Regions from separate parts of the Homo sapiens genome. Here region 1 is linked to region 2. The links are chromatin contacts, found by Hi-C or POLR2A ChIA-PET in ENCODE. All regions are on one chromosome and are shown on one strand. The core of a region is the stretch at or near the end of the contact, and the rest is flanking DNA. Distances in the headings are between cores, read along the strand shown. Region 1 overlaps ADCY3 (adenylate cyclase 3). Region 2 overlaps ITSN2 (intersectin 2).

Evidence for each region. Hi-C counts contacts between places; a loop is a spot of excess contacts on that map. ChIA-PET counts read pairs that join two places held with the same protein, here RNA polymerase II (POLR2A). Pooled maps may share reads with other maps.
Region 1: a loop to region 2 is called in a pooled map, with 2.5 times the contacts of the local background. The contact joins two enhancer-like sites. A Hi-C loop is called at or near these places in 3 of 50 pooled maps. POLR2A ChIA-PET finds 5 or more read pairs at or near these places in 2 of 52 experiments (K562 and activated T-cell).

The regions. Positions count from the first base shown.
Region 1 is chr2:24,824,805-24,829,091 of GRCh38, forward strand. ADCY3 (adenylate cyclase 3) reads right to left here. Exons shown (of 22, transcript NM_004036.5): 14 at 3,098-3,357; 15 at 2,742-2,804; 16 at 1,241-1,322. Among named protein-coding and RNA genes, the nearest start is that of CENPO, 34 kb to the left of the region's middle. RefSeq lists enhancers at 662-1,221, 1,222-1,780. Within about 2 kb of position 1,252, at least 5 of the 41 ENCODE cell types and tissues checked have a DNase peak (open chromatin) inside an H3K27ac peak, as active enhancers do.
Region 2 is chr2:24,312,933-24,317,627 of GRCh38, forward strand. It overlaps ITSN2 (intersectin 2), which reads right to left. Exons shown (of 40, transcript NM_006277.3): 3 at 2,200-2,292; 4 at 528-591. Among named protein-coding and RNA genes, the nearest start is that of ITSN2, 45 kb to the right of the region's middle. RefSeq lists an enhancer at 3,170-3,219. Within about 2 kb of position 2,844, at least 3 of the 41 ENCODE cell types and tissues checked have a DNase peak (open chromatin) inside an H3K27ac peak, as active enhancers do.

The DNA of each region.
Region 1 (4,287 bases), core at 2-2,501, 510 kb after region 2:
ACTTGAACCCAGGAGGCAGAGGTTGCAGTGAGCCGAGATCGCACCACTGCACTCCAGCCTGGGCAAAAGAGTGAGACTCAGTCTCAAAAAAAGAAGAAAAACAGGAACGTGAATGGAGGAACTCCCCTTGGAAAGGCTGGAAGGAAGATGGCTAAATGGCAAGGGAAGTAAGACCCTGCAAAGATTGCACCTCATCAAAAGGCCACCCAATAGTGGTGCGGTTCCCAGCCTCCGTAATTACAGCAGAGATCCAGGAGGCCTTCCGTGTGTAGGGGGCCTCTTGGGACCTAATTTCAGCTGCAGGTCTGTCTCGTGGAGGTGGCAGCAGTGGGGATCTCCCAACTCAGGGTGGAGTCCCCCTTTCTAGCAGGCGCCATTTGGGTAAGAAGTGGCTTGGGAAGGCTGTACTTCCCTGGAAAGCCAGTAGGGGGCACTTGAACTAACATTGGGCCCTAAGTACAGAGGATCTTTCTCTTCCCTCTCTTCCTTCTCTTTTCCTTTTTTGTCCGGTTGAGTGCGGTGGTTGTGGCGGGGGGGGGGGGGGTGCGGGGGGGGTGTCTCACTTTGTCACCCAGGCTGGAGTGCAGTGGTGTGATCTCAGCTTACTACAGCCTCAACCTCCTAGATTCAAGCAATCCTCCTGCCTCAGCCTCTCAAGTAGCTGGGATTACAGGTGCGGGCCACCATGCCTGGCTAATTTTTGTATTTTTTAGTAGAGACAGGGTTTCACCATATTGCCCAGGCTGGTCTCAGACTCCTGGACTCAAGTGATCCTCCACCCTCAGCCTCCCAAAATGAGCCACTGCACCGGCCTTCTCTTTTCCTTTTAACCCAACAGAAAGTCCATCAGCTCCCTTCTCTTTCTCTTCTGGCTCTGTGGTCAGTTGTGTTAATGTCCCTCAGCGCCACGGGGAGTGCGGGGGCCATGAGCCCCTGGCCTAGGGGATATTGATTTGATTCAAGATGTTTGTGCCTTCACTCTATCCCCTCCCACCTTCACTCCCATGCTTCCTTCACCATCCTGGAGGGGGTCGGACGGAAGAGGTGAGGAACTGTCTTCCTGTGTGACTGAGGAAGGAGCCTGAATAGAGAAGGCGGTGGCCTGACCAGGCTCACGTGTGGGGCTGGGTGAAGGGAAGCCCCATTCCTTAGGAGCTTGGGCTCTTAGGTCCCAGGGCTGCTTCTCAGGAGGCCCTGTGGGCTGTGGGCACAGAGCGGGGATCGTGCAGGCGGCACTCACGTGGCGGGAGAAGTAGTAGAAGCTGAGCATCATGAGGAACACCATCACCGTCATAGAGTACTTGGAAGGCACCAGGGGCAGCCTGCTGGGCAGAGCGTGTGCAACTGAAAGGGCTGTCATCTGCCTCCTGGAGGGGGCCTGATTCCCTCCAACTAGATGGTGCTGCTTCCTGCCACCCCAGCCCTAGAGCTCACCCCGGCTCCTTAGGCCCTTTCACATCAAGTCGGGCTCCCCCGGGCAGTAAAATTTTCTTAACTCACTGGGCTCCTCTCCAACAGCCAGGCAACCCCTGGCCCCTCCTGGCTGCACCTGGTATTCACATCAGGGCTGCTCCCCAGGTATTTAAGAAACACTGCATTGCCTGACTGATCACAGAGGTAGCTACAACCATGCAGGAATTTGGAGAAGCAAGAGACATCAGTGATGGGATTTCATAGCCATGGGACTGGGGTACAATCTCACCATGGCTTTTTACCTTGTTCATACATATTTTTATGTGGAGCTGTGGTTAGTTTCCATTACCGTATGGTATTTCACTGCATGAATATACCAGTTATGTATCCATTTCCTGTTGATGTCATTTGGGTTGTTTTCATTTGTTTTGGGGGAGGGGGTATGTCTATTACGAACAGTGCCACTTTGGACATTCTCATACATATATCCTGGGACATGAGTATGTGCATGAATTTCTCTAAGATGTGTGTATATATATATATACACATATACACACGTCTGCGTGGGTGTGTATGTAGGAGTGGAATTGCTGGGACACAGGTTTATTTTCAACCTTACTAAATAGATCAAAATATTTTCTAACACGGTTGTACTAACTCATACTCCCACCAGGAGTGTAAGAGTTACTATTGTACTTGATATTGTCAGAGTTATCTGGACCGGTACGTGTGTGATGGTATCTCACTAGGGTGTAACTGGCATTTCCTTGATTACTTGAGTGCCATTTATTAGTGGCCATTTAGAGTTCTTCTTTTGCTAAGGGCTATGCAGGTTTTACCCCTCTTCTATTAGGTCATCTTTTTATTTCTAAACTTCCTTGAAGGTCTGTTCAAGTCATGGAATCATAAAATTTTAAAACCTTGGCACTGGCAGGGACCTTAGAGAACTTCTGGTTCAGTATCCTCCTCAAGAGATGAAATTGCAACTCATGGAAACGGACCTGCCTGTGACCCACAGAGAATTACTGCCTGCTGCAGGCTCAGAAGCCAGGTCCAAATCCAAAGCGTCTTCCTCCCTCCTCATTTTCCTGCTGCCTGTCTGTCCTGCCAGCCAGTTACATGCAGCTGCCATCCACCTGGTATTTCCTTCCCTCCTCACTGCACTGCTGCAGCCCTCCTGGAGGAACCCATGCCAGCTTCTCTAACCTGCACGTATCAGGTCACGTGCCTCCCGGGAGGGTGAGATCCCGGGGCTTGGGCCTGTTATATTCCTGTCTCTAGAAGAAGGGCTGTGAGTGCAGGCCAGGAGGGGAAGCCGTGGCCCTTACCTGTCAGTGCCATTGAGCCCAGGGTTGAATCCTTGCATCTGCTCTAAGGCCACCATAGGTAAGCTGTTGGACAGATAACAGCACAGTCAGGCCCCATCTGGGAACAAGAGCCTGATGCCCAGCCAGGCACCGGGGTATCCCAAGTCCTCCACTCGGGGAGAATGGGAAGAATCTATTCTCAGGTCCTAGCCAAACAGTGATACGTCTGTGAGCAGCCAGGAACTGGTTCTTGAACAAGCCTTTGAGGACCCCTAGTGGCAGAAAGCCACCTCAGCACAGGCCCATGAGCTTGAACTGAGGACTTTGCGGGCGGGAGGAAGGAGACAATACAGATCCCCAGTCACGCTTCATCTTACTCGTGCTCCCGAAAACGCTTGTGGTCGTATTCATCAAAGACGGGACGCCAGGCATAGAGGTTGATGGTGGCCACGGCGCCTGCGACGAGCAGCATGAGCGTGAGCTTCACCATGTGGCTGACCTGCACCAGCATGATGGTGGCGATGAGGGACAGCACGGCCACATAGTTGTAATACTTGGGGTTCTCCAGGCAGCTGCCCTCCGTTTCCATCCCTGCCGTTGCATTGCTGGGTCCCGTGTAGTACTGGAGACAGCTGAGCTGGAGGCCAGGACGGCGGGCAGGGACACACGTTCAAGAGAACAGCAGGTGCTGGTCACAGAGGGCTGTGCATGGTAGTGCACGCTCAGCTGCCACCTCCCGCGGCTCCCCCAGAAATACCGGGAAAGATGGGGAAATTTACCAGGGACTAATCATATGAAAGTTAGTAACTGCAGCTAAGAGCCTCGCCGTTGCCTCATTTGACATTCACAAAAACTCTCTCGAGTATTTTTAGTACTGTCCCTATTGTACAGAAAACTCGGGCCAGATTTGCCCAAACACAATTAGCAAGCAGAAAAGCCAAAAGTAGGAGCCAAGTCTTTAGGCTTCAAATCCAACATGTTCTTCCCCATATCACACTGTTGCTTCAGGAGGGGCCACGGGACCATGAGCCCCACTCACAGCCTCCCCGTGATGACAGCTAGTCTCTGCCCAAATCCTTCCATTGGGGGGATGTTCACTGCCTTCTGGATTCTTTACTGGTTCTGCTACTGGGCAGATGCGGCCGGGAGAAAGCGCATCCAGAACCGGAATCAACCCCCCCTTTTTGTAACTTTCACCCACAGGGCAACCTTGTCTTGCTTGCGCGATTCCCGCCATGTCATTCTAGCATGAGCAGTTGTTACACCTCCCTAGCTTTTTACCCCTCCATGAGTGACAGCATCTCCAGGTGTCCTGTACAGTGTCCAGGACCCCATGCAGTGGTGACCTCCACACCTGGGTGCCAGGTTCCAGGCATGTTGTGACATGCAGGGGGCCTGGGGCTTCTCTTCCCTGGGTAGTGGGCACCAGCAACCCCTGGCCAAGGTAGGCTCTGGAGCCCCTAACTCCTCATTCCCAGTAGACTTATTCTTTTTTTTCTTTTTTTTTTTTGAGATGGAGTCTCGCTCTGTCGCCCAGACTGGCGTGCAGTGGTGCATTCTTGGCTCA
Region 2 (4,695 bases), core at 1,594-4,093:
ATTATAAGGAAATTTTTCTCAATGATAATGTATATATCTTTCCTTAGAAAATTCTAATGAAATTAGAAATTTGTCCTAGAGAACTAAACCTGAATTATTTTCAATAATTTGCTCAATAAAATTTATTTTCCAAAAAACTGAAGAAATACCTTTTTTTTTTTTTTTTTTCTAAAGAGAGTCTCATTCTGTCATCCAGGCTAGGGTGCAGTGACACAATCATAGTTCACTGCAGCACTGAATTCCTGGGCTCAAGCAATCCTTCCATCTTGGCCTCCCTGAGTAGCTGGGACTAGAGGTGTGGCCACCACACCCAGCTAATTTTTTTTTTAATTTTCTGTAGAGACAGGGTTCTCACTATGTTGCCCAGCCTGGCCTCAAGCAATCCTCCTACCTCAGACTCCCAAAGTGCTGGCAGAAATATTCTTAATAACCAATAGAATGCAACTAAAAACAATTTTATGTTAACACTATATTACAAAAAAACAAAATACTATCAGAAAATTAGGTTCATCTACAAAACACTTTACCATATTTCAGCTAAAACAGGGGCCGGCAGACCTGATTGTAGGAAAAAATTACGTGCTTGATCACCTGGAGGTAATAAAAACAAAACCCAAGCAGCACATTAGTAAATGAAATTATTCCAATGCTTCTGAATAATAATGGGTATATGTTAATGATTTATTATAATTTTAATACCAATCATTAAAGAATAAGTGAAATAGAAACACATAAAAATTATTTACATAACTTTAATAAGACAGATATTTTAAAACAAAAGTCACATCTGCACTTCTATTGTATATTAATCAGTGATGAAAGATGATTCATCTCAGTTTTTCCACAATTGGGGTCTTCCTTAAAAATACTTCCACTTAGTAAAATTTATATTTAAAAACACTATTCCCTAAAAGAGTTTCAATATAAAAAGTACCAGGTGTTAGGAGAGAGAGTCCTCCATGAGTTTCTTCACACTCCTATGTGTCTTGCTCTGTATACCAATAATGTAAGACCCTAATTGCTCTCTGCCTGGGTCACTTCTCAGAATTGGGTTTGTAATGAGCAATCTTAACGAATCCGGTAACGTTTCCCACTGAGACAAGGGACAAACTTGCTTTACTGCTTGCTACAAAAGGGTGGGTTCCCCAAATTCAGTGTTCCTCTCCTGTAACACAATCATAGCATGTGTACTATTCTCCTGGGCTCTCTGCATTGTCTCTGTGGGACTTAGGGAACACTAAAGGAAACAGAAAGATAGATGCCAATGCTCATTTTGCTAGTTATGCTGTTAGTCATAAGGTTCTTTGTCTCTGACTCAGGAATCTTGGGTCTTCCACCCGTAATGGACAAAGTTATTAACCTGTAAGCAGGGTAATCAAATCCTGATACCAGGTAAGGTAATTACTATCATAGCAGTACAAATAACATGGTTAAGTAGATGGATTCCAAAATCAGCCCAAATGGTTTCAAAGCCCAGATTAACACTAACCATCTTTGTAACCTTAGGCAGTTACATAACGTCTCTTAGTCTCAGTTTCACTATTTGTAAATATAGACAACAACAGTGCCTACTTTACAGGGTTGTTGTAAAGGTTAAATAAAATAATGCACTTAGCATAGCATCTGGTATATAGTAAAAATTCAATAAATATCATTGTTCTCATAGTTACTATTATTGTATGTAAAGCACTAAGCTACTTTGGCACAGAAAAAAGTTTAATTAATAGAAAAAAATTTCAAAGGCACACCTAAATTAATCCCATTTTGGCTCTGGTGGTCTTTCTGCAAAACAAGGGCTAGCATCAACAATCAGTGCTTGGTGTAGCCTCAAAGACAGAGGGCTAGCATTAGGAAAACAGATTCCAGAAAAAAAAAGTCTAGATTTTCCATGAAATGAATCTAAGAAATAAACTGAAAACTTTCTAGATATAATGTTAAAATGTGAAACCAGACAATTACACAGAAATTCTTGACTATCATTTAGGATTCAGGAAAAATCTTCCATATCCCAAATTTAAAACAACAAATTAAGACAGTTCCAGGAAAAATAAAGTTAGCATTTCTTTAATTTCTAGAATTCTGATTGATATGAATTTTATCGTTTATTAACACAAATTTGATGGCAGTCAAATTAAAACTAATTCTTAGATATCACATAAGGACCATAATTCACTAATAAAACTAATTATAAATACAAACCTGTTATGTAACCTCCTGAAGGTTTGAGGTTATCAAACTGCCTGTCATGCTTAGTACGTTCTTCAGAGGTAATAGCCCACATGTTTGGCCCTCCTGAAACATAAGTGGAAGAAACTATAGTGTATACATGAGAATGCTTAAAATACAATTCTAAAATGTAAATAGAAATCACAAGTGTTCATTGTATGACAGTATTTAATATTTGAGTGACACAAAGAGTAGAGCTCTATCATAACCATACATAGCACAGCCCTAAGGCTTTTCACTCATTGGCTCAATTAACGTCTATTGAACAAGTGCTATATCACACTCACTGGAAATGGGCATCAAGCTAAATACTGGCAATAAAAAGATGAAGAAAATATTCCCACCCTCAAGGAATTCATGCTCTAGAAAACAACAGTACTTACAGTATTCACCTGTGAAAAATCCTAAGCAGAACTATATACTGCCATAGTTTAGCCCTGTGTCCCCACCAGAACCTCATTTCGAACTGTAATCCCCACGTGTCAGAGGAGGGGCCTGGTGGGAGATGACTGGATCATGGGAGTTGATTTCTCCCTTGTTGTTTTTGTGATAATGAGTGAGTTCCTCACAATAGCTGATGGTTTTAAAGTGTGGCACTTCCCCCCTTGCTGCTTCTCTCTCTCCTGCTGCCACGTTAAGATGTGCTTTGCATCCCCTTCGCCTTACACCTTAAGTTTCCTGAGGCCTCTCCAGCCATGTGGAACTGTGAGTCAATTAAACCCTTTTTTTCATAAATTACTCAGTCTCAGCTAGTTCTTTATAGCAGTGTGAAAACAGACTAATACAGATACCAAAACAGCTGTGCCAATTCTGAGTTAGAAGCACCAAGGATGAGATAACAGGAAAGGTAACACTGAGGCAGAGCCTTGAAGCTTGGTTTGAATTTTGCCACGTGAAGAGGAGGGATAAGAACATTTCACACCATAAGGGCACAGCATGAGAAGTCAAGGCATGTGCAAGGTGCTGTTAAGTGCACTGAGCAGACTAATAACTAGAGTTAGTAATAATAAACAGGTAGGGTGGAATTAACTGTAAAAAGGTCTTAAATACCATCCTCAAGAGCCTGACCCCATACCCTGGAAGTTATAGAGAGCCATCTAGTAGTTTTTATTATTTTATTATTTATTTATTTATTTATTTTGAGACAAAGTCTTGCTCTGTCACCAGGCTGGAGAGCAGCAGAGTGATCTCGGCTCACTGCAGCCTCCGCCTCCTGGGTTCAAGCAATTCTCCTGCCTCAGCCTCCCAAGTAGCTGGGACTACAGGCATGCGCCACCACACACCCGGCTAATTTTTGTATTATTAGTAGAGACAGGGTTTCACCATGTTGGCCAGGATGGTCTTGATCTCCTGACCTCATGATCCACCCACCTCGGCCTCCCAAAGTGCTGGGATTACAGGCGTAAGCCACCACGCCCAGACAGTTTTTAAATAAGCTTTTAATTTGGAATAATTTTAGATTTACAGAAAATTCACAAAGATAGTACATGGCTCCTATATACCTTTCACCCAATTTCTACTATGTTAACAACTGACACAACCATAGTACATTTGTCAAAACAAAGACATTAACAGTCTGGTATATAACTACTGGCTAAATTAATACCTCCACCTGCAGTGGTGGCTGGTAAACTCCAACAGAATTAAACTCTGGGTAGTGAAGACAGCACAAGGCACTGTGACTGATGATTCTGCCCATCGGAGCCTCTAGCAAAAGGAAGTAGCCTTCACCTAGAGATAATCCTTGGGATCAGAAAGCTTGACCCACGAAGGCCTAGTGATTCTCTAGCCTGATAGTCCCATTTTGGGGAGGGTCAACTTGAATTCCACAAGGTGGGAATAACCTGAAAAGCCTTGTTTGTCAAATAGAAATGGTATATCAAAGAAGATATAGACACTGGCCCCAACAGTATTTTGGCTTTACGTTAAAAAGTGGCAGTGGCCGGGCGCGGTGGCTCACGCCTGTAATCCCAGCACTTTGGGAGGCCGAGGCGGGCGGATCACCTGAGGTCAGGAGTTCAAGACCAACCTGGTCAACATGGCGAAACCTCATCTCTACTAAAAATACAAAACAAATTAGCTGGGTGTGATGGTGGGTGCCTGTAGTCCCAGCTACTCAGGAGGCTGAGGCAAGAGGATCATTTGAACCCGGGAGGTGGAGGTTGCAGTGAGCTGAGATCACGCCATAGCACTCCAGCCTGCGCCGACAAGGGCAAGACGCAATCTCAAAAAAAAAAAAAAAGCGGCAACTATCCCTCTGAGGGAAACCTTTATGCACATTCCACTGCTTATAGTAAAGCTACTGGATCAATGAAGGCTCAGATCAGAGAAGCTGCAAGTTGCTGGTGTTCACTGGGCTGCAGTGGCTATTCAGCCTCAGAGGCAGCTATGCTGAACTGAAAGGAGACATGGGCAGAACCTGGATTCTTGGGCTGCTGCCAATGACCCAGCTGTTTGGTTTGCCACTTG